2 separate regions of the Homo sapiens genome follow, and region 2 is linked to region 1. A link is an interaction called in ENCODE POLR2A ChIA-PET data of the cell type or tissue named here. Cell type or tissue: IMR-90. All regions are shown on one strand. Each heading gives the region's core, and the rest is flanking DNA. Links, peaks and the distances in the headings are about the cores only. Region 1 overlaps GALK2 (galactokinase 2). Region 2 overlaps GALK2 (galactokinase 2).

Region 1 (4,406 bases), core at 109-4,108:
GGTTTGAGTGGAAGCTGAAATGTTGAGTGTGAGGAATCTGTGGGCATACTGATGGAGTTATTTAGTATTTAGTTATGAAAAAAATATGAAGGTCAGGAGGAGATCTGGACTTGAGATGGTACATTTGAGAATCATTAGTTTATCATTGTTTTTGAAGCCATAGGAGTGGATCAAGATACCTGGTGTTGGAATATAGGTGGAAAGATAAGGAAAACTAGGACAGAGCCCCAAGAAACATGAACATTTGAGGAATGGGCATAGGAAGGGATGTCCACTGAAGGGATTGAGGAGTAGTCCAGTAAGTATGAGAAAAACCAGAAAGGTGAGGCAACAGCAAAGACAAGGAAGATAATGTTTCATGAAAGGAGTGGTAGTGTTGTCATATGCTTCTGAGAGGTTACCACAAGTTCTGAGAAGTATCCATTGAATATCACAACAAAGAAGTTGTACAAAACTTTGACAAGAGCAGTTTTAGATGGAAATGGGTTGAAGGGTCTATAAGGGGTAAGAAAGTGGTAAAGTTCAGTGGATACAAAAAGTCTGGTGATGCATAGAAAAAGATAATTTGGTATTTGGAGGAGGGTGTGAAGTCAAGGAATTCATTTCACTTTTAATGGGAGGATTGGTGAAACTTAGTTTTTCTATTTTTCTGGTGTTTTGATAATATACCTATCTAAGAAATAGGAAGGAAAGAAGATAAAGAGAAACACTTGAACCCTTAGAATTAATTCTGATTGTCTGTTTTCAAAGTCGGAAATAGCAAATACATTTTTTTATCGGAACTATCTTACTGCAGTGCCTAAGCAAAAAGGGAACAATATGTATATCCTGGCTTTCTCAGCTAGTCTAAGTTGTACTAACAATATTTACATTTTCTAAGGACTGAGCATAATTATTTGGAGAGTTTTTTTTTTTCTGGAGTGAGACAGAATCTTGAATGAAAGGAAGTCTGTAATTTGTTCAGTCTTTAATTTAAATGCCATGTGATTTTACTCTTGTAAAAATCACAGAATATAAGAATTCAAGGGACTTTAGAGATGAGCTAGTTCAAAATGCTCCTTTTACTGATGTATTAGTGTTACCATAGGAAACAAATGACATGTTAGGTATAACTGAAGAGAGTTTAATAAAGAGACTTTTACAGAGATGTGGGTAAGGTCAAGGGAACTAACTAGGAAGGGTTCTCTTGTGAAGCTGGAAGCCATTGTACTTTAGGAGCTGTGGATATAGAGTAATGTTGCCAGAAATGCAGCAAGGCAGAGAAAGAATGACACAGGTGAAAATGGCAATGAGTGGGAATAGTTGAGGGGAATTTACCATAGAGGTCAGCCTTTTGGGGTAGGGGAAGTGTGAGAATAGAGGAACAGAGGGACAACCGAAAATAACTAGCCTGTTTGATAAGGACACTAAGTCCCACAACAGATTGGTGACTAAAGCCTTTCCTATTATTTCATATCCAGTAAACCCCATTCAGTTGCAGACAACAATTACTGCAGATGGGATATAATAAGTAGATGTGGAACTTGTTAATTCATTAATATACTAAATGTTGCATATCTGAAACCAGAAAACAATATGGCTAATCACCCAGAGAATCTGGAAGCCAGAAATTATGAATCAGAATGTTACTGGTACAAGAGAGTATGATGTGGCAAAAGATCTATGAAAAAGGAAAATCTAGAGACTTCTGATTTCAGCATGTCAGAATAAGACTTACCTACTCTTTTTCTGTGTCCCTAAATTAATCTTCTTTTCTCAAAAATCATTTCCAAACAACAGGGAAAATAAGAAAAGGAAGCACAAGCTTTATCTTTGGTAAGCCAAGGAGACATAAATAACCATAAACCACAAAATACAAAGATGGAAAGTGGATAGAGGAATGTTACATGACTTAGGCGAATGGAGAAAGGTCAGAGCCAAGTGCCTGCGGAGGGAGTTGCAGATGGAAAGGCAGCTGACTCATCCCACAGCTCTCTGGCAAGGCTTAGGAAGAAAGCAGGGTAATATGGTGGGTGGGGATTTATCTGAAAGCCTTTGTGAGGACTATTTAGACCCTAAAAGGCCTCTCTTCACCTGGACCATTTCCCCCTATCTTTGCAGGAGTCTCTGGAGAAACAACCAGAGATCATTTGTACTTGGGGACACTGAGCACTGAGAAAGGCAGGACGAGAAAGACTTGAAAACTGGGAGATTAGAGGACATTCTGCATCTGAAAAATGAAATTCTTAGCTCCATTCTTCTGGTCATTACTGGCACACTGGCAACCTCACCACCCTACACTCCAGCAGGAATGTTGGAGGATCCTTCTCAAAGGAAACTTAACCATCCCAGAGATGGTTCATACAGATACTGACATTTGGTGACCCCCTTCTCCAGCTCCTCTATGACCTTGTTAGAAGCCCATTTACAAAGCTTCTAATAAGCTTTTTAGTGACTCACTCTTAAATATGATAGGGCATCAAAGTATAGTAAGATTTTGGAAGAAAACCTACAAAATGAACCAAACAAACAAAAAAAACAGAGAAAACAGGAAACTAGAGGAAACAGAGACAATGCTGAGAGCAGAAGAATCAAAGACATGATGTCCTCAGAGAGATAAAAGAAAATGTTAAGTCCTTGAAAAATAATAGTGTTACTTTTTTAAAAAAGGAACCAACGGTAAGATAGAGCTTTTGCATATTAAAAATATGACAAGACAAAATTTAGCAAAAAGATTGGAAACAGCTGGGCATGGTGGCTCATGCCTGCAATCTCAGCAGTTTGGGAGGCTAAGGCAGGAGGATCGCTTGAGGCCAGGAGTTCAAGACCAGCCTGGGCAACACAGTGAGACCTTGTCTCAAAAAAAGAGAACAGACTGGAAGAACTCTCTGATATAGTAGGGAATAAAAGAGCTGGACAATAAGAGAGAAAAACAGGAAAATTTATGGATCAATTCCAGAAATCCATCCAACTAGTAAGGAAAAACAGAAAAAACAGTTATTAGAAATTATTATTATTATTAAAAATAGAGTTGGGGCCTCTCTATGTTGCCCAGGCTGGTCTCAAACTCCTGACCTCAAGTGATCCTCCCTCATCAGCCTCTCAAAGCTCTGGGATTATAGGTGTGAGCCACTGTGTCTGTCCAGAAGATTTTTTTTTTAAAATAATATTTCTCCAAAGTGAAAATGTGAATTTGGATTGGAAGGGCTCACTGGGTGTTTGGTATAATAAATGTAAAAGGCCAAACCAAAGAATATCATCTGGAAATTTTGAAACTTGAGTGTTATAGAAAAGACACTAAAAGCTAGTTGACAGAGCAAGAGAAAAGAACGGAAAGAAATCATAATCAAAGGATCAGAAATGTAAATTAATTTCTCAAAAACAGTATTGGAAGATAAAGGCAGTTGATAAATGTCTCTAAAATATTAATAAATTTTAGTTTAGGCTATCTGTTTAAATGAATTAATCAAATGTGAGGGTATAGTAAAACATTTTCAACATGTAAAGTGTAAAAGTCTAGAGGATGTAATCCACCAAAACTAGGGAGTAAACCAAGAAAGAAGATCGCATGGGAACTAGGAAATGAGAAATCCAATATATGAGAGAGGAGTTGGGTATTTATAGAACATTGGTATTTGTAGAACATAAGGGGAATTCCAACATAACACCCATAATATCCAGCAGCTTAGAAAGCAGTGCAGATTAAAATGAGGAGAGGGAAAGATGGAACTTATAATCTTATCAGTAAAACAAAAAAAAAGCCAAAAAAACTGGTTAATCTGATATGTTCAACCATGTGGAAAATGGATTCAGAGTAATTTCACAGAGCTGTTGTAGGATATGACAAAGCTCAGCTAGATATACAAATCTAAGCAAATGAAGAAATGGGGCAATTATTAAATATAGGAAAAACAAAAAAGTTTGTAACAGAAATGAAATCAACCATTTTTTTTTGCTCATAAGTGAACAATAATCTCAGTAATTAACACAACAAATATGAATTTAAGCAAAATTTTGGGCATAACTTTATTGAGAAAGGTGGAGGAGGGTAAAGGAAAGGTGGATGTAAGAGAGCTAAAATCCTCACTTATCATAATAGGAAAGCAATAAATAATGTTTAAAATGAAACAACAGGCAATAACATTTACCAATGTTATTTGGAATTGGAAGCAAAAGCAAAGAGCCAAAAGTATTTGCCGTTGTACACATTGCATTGGGGATAGGGATGACAGAGTGAGCTAGGGGCTGCCTTTGTTGTTGTTATAAGCCTTTTACCTCTATTTAATCTTTTAGATTATATGCAAATATCACTTTGGCGAAAGTAAAATAAAAGATAGAAGAACTGAATAGAATGAAAAATAAGAATGGAAATAGAATGAAAAGTAAGATGACCTGTATGACCACACCTGGGGGAACCTGAAAGATGA
Region 2 (4,406 bases), core at 286-4,285, 65 kb before region 1:
CCTGTTATCTTGATGTTCCTGTAATCTGTGATACAAAGTACAGCCAATCAATAGGTTATGCTATTTTAATGTAAATTCTTGGTAAACAAGTTAGGAACCACCCCATTTTTTTCCTTTAAAAACCACTAGTAACTACTGCTAATCAGAGGGTATATTCATGTTAACTTGAATCTATGTTCCTGGGTTGCAATCTTCAAACTTGGCCCAAATAAACTCTGTATTAAGTTTGCCTCACTTTTTTTGTCTTTAGATCAACGCATGACAGAGATTTAAAAAATTTTATATTTTATTTTTAAAAATAAGGAATGGCTATGAAAATACATTTGTTTCTTATTTGGATTTTTTGAGAGGATCATGAAGTCATAGAATTTTCTTCTTTTTATTCTGTTAGCATAGTTCATTTAATCAACAGATTTCTGGTGCTGATTACCTTCATATTCCTGGAATGAACTCTGCTTGGTCACATAGGTTATTTTAGGTAATTACTGCATTAAATTTACCGACATTTTATTTAGGGTTTTTCTATCTATTTCCACAAGTGAGATTAGCCTATAGTTTGCTTTTGAGGGCCATTCTTGTCAAATGTAAGCATCTGGGTTAGACCAGCCTCCTAAAATGAGATGGGAAACTTTCCACAGCTTCTATTATTTAGAACCATTTATAAAAAGAAAATACCACTTTTTCCTTGAAGGTCCAACCAACTTGTTGTAACACTTTTTGGGCTTTGTTTCTGACAACTTTTCTATTTCTTTATTTTTAAACTCTTGTGTCAATTTTAGAAATTTGTATTTTTTCTAGAAAAATCAGCCATTTAAAAATTTTTAAATCTTTTTAAAATTTATGTTTGTCTATTATTTCTAGTATTGATTATGTTTAATGACACTCAAAGTTCTTTTTCTATATATTTTTTTAAATTGAAGAACCACCTTGTAATTTTTTTATCCAATCTGCTATTTTCCCCTGGTTCAATAAATTTTGCTTTTATCTGTTAATTTGCTTCTTCTAATTTATTTAACTACTTTTTGCTAGGTTCCTATGTTATATGCATACTTTATTTATTTTCATTATTTATTTTCTTTTTTTCTTTTAAATAATTTATGTTAAACCTATTGTATCACACAGTATGTTTTAAACACTGCCAGATAACTCCCTAATCAGATAAAGCAAAGACAAAAAAGTTTATCTTACTAGAAACAAGAGACATCATCACTTATAGTTTTCAAACATTATTGCACTTTAACTGTCATAATTTGACAAAGAATTCATGAAATAATCTACAGACTAGTTTTAACAGACAAATAATACTTGTAAGCAGACATGACTGTCCTAAATTGTTTTTTAGGTATCAACTTTACAAACATTACTTACATTAGTGGTAACGGTGGAGTTGGAGAGTATTGTGCCTTTTCCAAGATGCACAGTGAGAATCACCAGGAGTGTGGTGGAACTTATGACCCTACCAAGGCCACGGATCTTTCGGCCTGCAGATGTCAGCCCATGCATCACCCTTTGCTTGTGGACTGGTTTGGTGATCCACTGGGTGGCAGGATTTTTTCTGACAGCATTATGGAGTGGATGAATGAGGATAACTTCAAACATTTTGTATGTTGAATCTTCACCGAAGTGAGAACTCAGGACTCTTAGCCGGGCATGGTGGCTCACACCTGTAATCCCAGCACTTTGGGAGGCCAAGTTGGGTGGATCACTTGAGGCCAGGAGTTCGAGACCAGCCTGGCCAACATGGTGAAACCGCGTTTCTACTAAACAAAAATTACAAAATTACAAAAATTAGCTGGGTGTGGTGGCGCACACCTATAATCCCAGCTACTTGGGAGGCTGAGGCATGAGAATTAGTTGAACCCAGGAGGCAGAGGTTGCAGTGAGTGAGATTGTGCCACTGCACTCCAGCCTGGGTGACAGAGCAAGACTCTGTTTCAAAAAAAAAAAAAAAAAAAAAGAAATACTATATATATATATATATATATATATATATATAGAAATAAAATGTATAAATATGTCTATATGTATAAATAAAAATATATGTACATGTATATCATATATACATGTACATATATGTATGCACATATATGTATGTACATATATACATGATGTACATGTATATCATGTATACATGTATATATATGTACATATATATATATATGTGAATTCAGGACTCTTAGAACCCCACAGTGGCGTCCAGCTTTCTCGTCTTCAATGGACTTCAAGCATACTTTAGCTGGTTAACACCACAGTGGACAGGCTTGCCATAAGCTGCACCCTTAGGAACTGGGCATTTTCGGCCACCATGGTGCACACGAATCCTATATATAACGTAAACTTGCTTGGCCTTGTAGCCCTGTCGGTGCACTTTTTTGGGCTGGGTGGGATGTGGAGCCCTGTGGTAGAGCAGAGAGCTGTCAGTACTGCTAGCAGGGACTCTCCGAAGAAAGTGCATGGTATCAGACTGCTGCTTCCTCCACAGCTCCTGAATGTACTTGTATGCAGTTATCTTGGCTTACCTGATGGCTGTTGCCAGACGGAAAGGAAAGAGCCTTTCTCCCCCATTATTTATTTTCTTATATGAATAGAAGGCTAGAAAATTTTCTGAGTGCTATTACGGTTGTGCCTCATGGGTTTTGATATGTAGACCTCTCATTATTATTTTCAAAATAGCTATAGCTGTGGCCTTAATTTCCACTTTCCTTCAGCTTCTTGCTCATTAATTTGCTCTTTAACTCTTTTCATTCTTCTATTCAACCTATCTACTATTTTTATTTTCACCATCATAACCTCGTTTTCTAAGATCTCTAATATAATTTTAATTTTGTTTTTATGTTTAATTTTTGATCTTGGAGAAATTTATTGTGATGAAAGGAACAAAACAGAGATTCAAATTCACCCTCCTTTCCCAATGGTAATTACCAATCTTTGAAATTCCATCTCTAACATATATTAAATTCTCAAATATAACAGTAATAATAGTAATAACTAATAATTATTTTATACTTATAAAACCCTCAAACAAACCTTTGCAGTGAGTTCTAGTATTAGCCTCAGTTTGTAGATGAGGAAAATTGAGGCATGGAGCAACTCATACAAATTAACATAAAAATTCATGTTATAACCAATTGTTCTTAAATTAGTATTAAAAATTAACATTTTCTATAATGCCATGACTCGATATCCTGATATTGAAGAGAAAACAAGCACAGACAGGATGGGGGACTTGCCCAAGGTCACAGTGGAAGACTGAAAATACATGTCATAGCTCCTGAAATTTTAATTCATTCATTTCTGCAGTTAGCCACACGGTCTGAGAGAATCAGTCCTTTTATTAAAGTCCATTTCATTCACAACAGTCATAGCTTTGTTTCTCAAGTTCTGTTACTAATACTGCTGTTCTTTTTTCTTTGTTTCTTTCTTTTTTTTTTTTTTTTTTAAGATTTTAAGTCAAAAGAGCATTCAGAGCACCAGAGTCAGCAATTTGTGCTGCAATACTTTGGCCAATTCCCCATTTAACAGTATGATCTTTGTAGGAGCTCTTATTTTCATATTGAAATGCTCATTGTATTTTTTGGGGGGCATACTTTCAGTGACTGCATTAAGACACAAGGTCTTGTTGGTAGCTCACCTAGAGGTAAAATACAGCTACTTCCCCCAATTACAGCCCTACCATTCATTATTAGAGGGTTAGGTATGAAGTTTAGAAAAACACTGTACACTTCAGTTCTTTCTGTTCTTAGAGAAAAATGCCTTCCTTGTTTCCTTTTATAGCCTCCATGCATTTGAATTTCTAAGGTAGGAATGTTGTATAGTAAGCCTCTTGGTACTGAAGCAGTTATAAGCCATGAACAGACTGCCTTCCCAAGGAAGTCTAGGAAAATGACAAAGTTTTATAATTCAAAATAATTTCATTAAGACACATTTTAGGAGACTTATTCTAACTCTGCTGTTAGCACTTCATGTTATTTGTGTTTGCAGTCCTTATAAAAACAAATTAATAAGGATTCAAGTTCAGGAAAACTTGAATTTCATCTGTATATGATTTTCACAGGCAGAAACATTAACCCCTATTAAGGCTAGCAGGATTATCTAAACCAGCAAAGTGGGAGTTGTACTTATTGCTCTTTTTCCCACATTTAATTGTACCAATTCCTTTGGATTTGACATTTCAAATATCACCTTAATTTCACCCTTCTCTACCTATAGCTTTGAAGTACTTTCAGCATTTCTCTCTAGATATATTACAATGAACTGCTATTAGATCTCTTTATTTCTACAATCCGAATTCCACACACTACCCAGTGAGCTTTTTCAAATGCAAAATTGATGATTTACTTCATTTTTAAACATCTGTTCACATCCATTGCCTGTATGTTAAAAGCCAGGTTTCTCAATATGGCATA

What was found. Peaks named below come from ENCODE experiments on the same cell type or tissue, not always from the same donor. Only the 100,000 strongest peaks of a DNase experiment are listed, where the experiment ranks them.
Region 2: POLR2A ChIA-PET joins it to region 1 with 12 read pairs; 3 of 35 experiments call an interaction of 5 or more read pairs at or near these places.

What each region holds. Positions count from the first base shown.
Region 1 is chr15:49,241,119-49,245,524 of GRCh38, forward strand. All of the region lies in intron 5 of GALK2 (galactokinase 2), which reads left to right. Among named protein-coding and RNA genes, the nearest start is that of GALK2, 73 kb to the left of the region's middle. RefSeq lists a silencer at 1,774-2,068 and an enhancer at 1,774-2,068. In IMR-90, for the core only: no CTCF peak of the experiment used is centred there; a DNase peak (open chromatin) is centred at 1,933; H3K27ac peaks cover 994 bases.
Region 2 is chr15:49,176,232-49,180,637 of GRCh38, forward strand. All of the region lies in intron 1 of GALK2 (galactokinase 2), which reads left to right. It also overlaps the pseudogene RPL15P19. Among named protein-coding and RNA genes, the nearest start is that of GALK2, 8.2 kb to the left of the region's middle. In IMR-90, for the core only: no CTCF peak of the experiment used is centred there; no DNase peak of the experiment used is centred there.